2 separate regions of the Homo sapiens genome follow, and region 1 is linked to region 2. Evidence: chromatin loops called from intact Hi-C (ENCODE). Cell type or tissue: sigmoid colon. All regions are shown on one strand.

Region 1 (2,500 bases), 110 kb before region 2:
ATTGTGCTTGGAGGCAATCCTCCCGCTCATCCTCAGAGCTCACATCCTGCCTTCTTTTCGTTCCCGTTCTGGATATTGAGCAAGAACTTTGCTCCTGAAACTTGTATCTCCCATTTGTATAATCATAAAGAAATCTCCTCCAGCTCCTGGGAAGATAAATGGCATCATATCCGCAAAGCCCTCTGTATTTATCTTGAACCTTTCTTAAGGGATTTTCAAGTGCTGTGATCATTTCTTTTTTATTAATGAGAACAGAGGGCATTATACTTGCTCACTTGTTTGGGGCTCAAAATAAGGCTGAGGGGAACAAATTAACTGAAAAGGTGTCTTTCCCTGCTGGGATTCTTTCATAAATAAAAATTCATTGAGCCATCACAAGTGGCCTTTCCCAGCTGCAGCACCAGCCCCCTTCCCTCTCAGCCCAGAGCCATGTGTCATCATTGTTACCACACACAGAGTTGACCAGCGCTCTTCTCCAAGGCATTTTATTACGGGGGCCGGGTTCAGATCATCTGCCAGAGATGTTAAATCTCTGTTGGAACGTGACCCATTTCAGAGCAACAAAAGACCTTACTGGAACACAGGCATTCTGAAACAATAATCTCCCTGTGTGCTGGGGACAGGTATGCTGCCATTTCAGAGCCACTGTAAGCCTCCTGGAATCATTCGCCTTTCCATTGTCCACAAACCCCATCTCCTCCCTTTGTTTATCTTCATAGGAAAACTCAGACTAGCAGGGGAGCCAGTGTTCCTTCTTCATTTGTTCTAGATAAACAGTTATGCTCCCTGCTACTACTCTTTGGGCTGTTACATAAAGGAAGAAAGACACTCTGTGTAGTCCTTTTATGTTTTCTCCTCTGACCTGGCCTATCAGTCAGGTTGTTTAAGTGGCATGCTTACTCAGGGAAGAAGCCAGTGATTATAATGTACCTTTCACCAACAGTAAAGGTTGTAACAGAAAAGTAGAACTCCTAAAATGAAGGTCTGTTAAATAAGAGCATTAGTAATCATGTGTTGTCACCTTCTGGTTAAGAAACACTTGAGTCAGAAGCCACAGTGGCCTCAACAACCAGGCATTTATTTATCTAAAATATTTCACCAGGGAAACCCTCGGTTGTGATTTCATTCACGTGGATGCTGCAAGCAGAGAGACTGCCACCTGGAGTTAGGAGTAAGTACCTGGTGTGGACCCAAAGACGTTAGGTTGCTTATTACCTTTTGTCTCCTTCTTCCCCTAGTGTGGCCAGATGCTGAGATAGCAGCAGGATGGAGTGGAAAGAACACTTGGTTGGGTGTTAGGAGACCTGGTTTCGGGTTCTGGCTCTGCCCCTAGCTAGCTGTGTCTTGACTTCTCTGTCTTTGTTTTCTTATTTGCGAGAACAAGAAGGTTAGACTGGATCAGCTTCCAAGCCTGCCTCCAGTGCTGACATGCTAAGATTGCTTAGGTCTAGGTCACATAATGGTGGTCATCGGTACCTGATTGTCTGGCCTTTGGTTAGTCATAAAGATCTTCAGCTGGCCTGAACAGGGAGTCCTAAGAAGCCCATGAAGAACCGAGCCCAGAGAAGGGTAACAGAAGCTTTCCTTAGAATTGAAAGCATTAAGGTAGTTTAGTAGGTCTGGGTCCTTCCTGAACTTCATGGGTTTCCCATCTACTCCGCAGGTGATGCTGGATAGAAAGTGATCTATTCCTCAGGTGGCTCGGCCCTTCTAGGAATGGCTGTATTGAGGGAGAACCACATCCTCCCCCGACCCCAAACCTCCATGTATGCATGATGCATAGTAGCAGCTTCTACTCAGCCCCCTCACTCCATAGTGGAGACCCTCAACGCTCATGAGAAGCAGAAGGGGCTGCACTTCCAGGTCAGGAAGGCCATCTTGACCACCTACCTACCTCTTAACTCTGGAGCTCTGTCCTGCAGACACCCAGGACAGTACTGGGTCTCTTCAGCCCACTCCAAGGATGGGTGAGCAGTGGACACTGACTCACTTTGAAGTTATTAACATAAAGCCCCCAGGCAGGTCAAGAATATTCATGGGGTCAGATCTTTGCTCAGTAAATATTGCTGGGGTTATGACTGCTGCAGCGATGACTGGTTAAAGAAGGATTGAATGGTTCAAGTCCACCCAGCCTCAGCCCTGTCCTTCACTCCATTACGCCTCATTACATCACCCCTTTCACAGAAGGGTTAGAGTCAGGCTGATAGGAGGCAGTCTGTGACCTAGGAGAACTGGGGAGGAGAAAGGGGTTGCAGAAGCCCAGAAGGGTCTGCTCACACCTCTACCTCTCCACAAGTCAGGTGCAAATGCCCATAGGAAGAATGAAAAACAAAGGAGACAGCTCAAAGCTAAAGCAGTATCAGATTTTTAGCTGTACTGTCAGCTCCCAGACAAATTGCTAATAATGCATGACCATGGGTTCTTGGCAGTAAGGACATATTCTGCACACTGCCTCTTTCGCTGCTAACATAATATGATTTTCAGTGTGAAAAATGGCTGA
Region 2 (2,500 bases):
CGTTAAGAATGTACTTCAAATACATATTCCTTGACGTCACTTATACACACGGAGTCTCAGGTTATGCTCTCATCAAGGGCATCAGAGCCGCTCCTGGTGTTTGGTGCTCTAACAAGGTAACTCCAGAGACACGGCCTGACCCTACAGCCTCCTATCACACACTCATACAGCCACACAAGCTAGCAGACAAGCTCCCCTGCCACATGCAGGCACATATACACATACACGTACACATACGCAGTCACACTAGGGAGCAGACAAGCACCTCTGCCACACACAGGCACCTCCCACCCCCAACACACACACACACACACACACACACAGTCACGCTAGGGAGCAGACAAGCTCCCCTTCCACATGGGGCACCCACAGTCCCCACACTGCTCTGCCAGCCGTGTGGCCCAGACCCCATTCTCCAGGCCTGTGCTCAGAATGCCCTTCCCCCTCAACCCCTCCCTGTGCACCACGTGTGCCGCAGCCAGCTGTTCTGTGGGCAGACCCTTCCGTGGGCTGACAGGTGGTGATTACTGTTGCCAGCCCCACATTAGGAGAGAATTCAATGGGAGAGAGCCCCTGCCCGCCCCGGTCTCCCTATAATAGCGCCTTTCTGAGGTGCTTCACTGTCTTTCTTTCCCCATCCTCATCAACCTACGTCTGGAGCAGCTCTGCCTGAGGAGAAAAGAAAAGAAGATAAAGGGAGGCTCACAGGGCCCTGACTGAGCCACCCCACCTGGGGCGGGAAGGAGGGCTGTGCTTTGGGGAGAAGGCTGTGCCCCCTTCCCGCACTTGGCTAGAGCAAATAACCAAGAGGACCCCCAGGCATGCCTGAGGTGGACTCCTCATGAAAGCAGTGGATCCTGCCCATCAGCCAGCCTTGCCCCTGCGAGCTGAGCATGCAGCAGTGAGGGTGAGGCTGGGGTGGGGGCCTGGTGCAGAAATCAGCAGATTCCTGGAGACTGGAGTCCAAAGCCTGGAGCCTTCCTCCTCCTCTCCCTTCTCCCTTCCCTCTTCCCCACATTACGCTCTGCAATCCAACGCCAGAGGCCAGGGTATGGGCCAGAGAGGGTTAAGTTTCCAGAAGTCCTGACGGGCTTCAGCCAGGTTCAGGGCTGGAGTGGGTAGGTGAGGGTGATGAGAGTGGAGAAAAGGAAAGCAAGAATAGGCTGCAGACCGTGTAAGGCCAACATCTGGGACACGGTCACTGCCCCTCCTCCCTGCACAAACCGCAGACGCCGTGGCAGCAGGAAAATCAGAGCGGTCCAGACCAAGAATGATTGTGCAACCTGGCCCTGCAGGAGCACAACGCTGGAGGTGGGAGTGGAGGTCTGGGGTGCGGGGCAGAGTCCACTTTAGAGGGGAGACTTCAGTTCTTACTAAAAACACAGGCATTCAGGGCTCTGGTTTCCACACTAGAATGCAATGCAACTAACATGCATTTTGTAGTTCAAAATCCTCTGAGAATCGGAACTGGAATCTCTGCCCTGGGCCCCAGTGTCTCACAGCCAGAGGCACGGTGCCACTGAGGTTCTAGGATGGCTGCTGTGGATTGGCTGCTGTGGATGGCGGTGGGTGTGGAAGGAGGCCTTTCGTCCAGCCTCCTAAAGTGGCGGGATTCTGCCACCTCCCCCAGGCGCCTCACAGTAAACTCTTCCTCAGCAAAGGGAGCCCCGCCCAAGTCTTTAATATGGCTCAAGGAGTGGGGATGGGTTGGGAGGGAGAAACTGGATGGTCAGGGGGAAGTTTGATCTGAGGGCTACCCCAAACAAACACAGGAGAGGAGCAGTGGATTTTCCTTTTAATGCAAAATGTTGCAATACAAAACAATGTGGAGAAAGTCCTGTTCCTCAGGACACTGAAGGGAGGAGTGAGGAAGAGAGGACAGAGCTGGACGTCTCCTCCTATTTCTCCCTCCCCAAGTCACTCTGAGGGGAAGAACACTGCTGCCTGCTCCCTGGGCCTGCCCGCATACAAGGTTAGAGCCCTGGGTCTGGGGCATCCTTAGCCTGAAATTTGTTGACATGGGGCAGGAGAGCAGGAGGGAACATTGAGGGTTTTGACTCTTCGGGCTCTAAAAGGATTACTCAGGATCTGGAGTTCCGTATGAAACAAAGGAGCTGAAAGAATTTGATTGCCATTGGCTAAAAATATAGAGGATTTGAGCCACAACTGGCCCACATTTGAAGAATGAGGAACAAGAAATTTAGTGGGGATATAATATAAATGTATGGGAGTGAGAAAGATGCAAAAAACAAGGCTAGCTCCTCAAACCTCCTCCTCTTTCTTCCTCATCTCCAGCTTATAGACAATCTGGTAGCCATCATCCCAGGCATAGAGCTGGCGTTCTCGGGGGTTATAGCGGAGGCTGGCATGGGCACCATATCTGCGGGGAAAATAAGGGAGTGCTGCCCGTTCAGGGGTCAGGGTGCCGCTGGCATCAAAGGAGCACTGGATGCGGGCCCGACTGGCAGGACGGGTGTTATAGACGACATAGAGGGTCCCA

Evidence for each region. Hi-C counts contacts between places; a loop is a spot of excess contacts. Peaks named below come from ENCODE experiments on the same cell type or tissue, not always from the same donor. Only the 100,000 strongest peaks of a DNase experiment are listed, where the experiment ranks them.
Region 1: it touches region 2 in a loop (6-fold over the local background); 7 of 110 quality-filtered maps call a loop at or near these places.

Annotation. Positions count from the first base shown.
Region 1 is chr1:114,092,406-114,094,905 of GRCh38, reverse strand. It overlaps SYT6 (synaptotagmin 6), which reads left to right. Exons shown (of 8, transcript NM_001253772.2): 7 at 1,103-1,171. The coding sequence ends at 1,120. Among named protein-coding and RNA genes, the nearest start is that of SYT6, 60 kb to the left of the region's middle. In sigmoid colon, a CTCF peak has its summit at 1,182 (motif pointing left); a DNase peak (open chromatin) is centred at 445.
Region 2 is chr1:113,981,532-113,984,031 of GRCh38, reverse strand. OLFML3 (olfactomedin like 3) reads right to left here. Exons shown (of 3, transcript NM_020190.5): 3 at 1,779-2,500. The coding sequence ends at 2,263. Among named protein-coding and RNA genes, the nearest start is that of OLFML3, 3.3 kb to the right of the region's middle. RefSeq lists enhancers at 1-725, 1,981-2,500. In sigmoid colon, no CTCF peak of the experiment used is centred here; DNase peaks (open chromatin) are centred at 854, 1,241, 1,571 and 1,921; H3K4me3 peaks cover 2,310 bases; H3K27ac peaks cover 2,194 bases.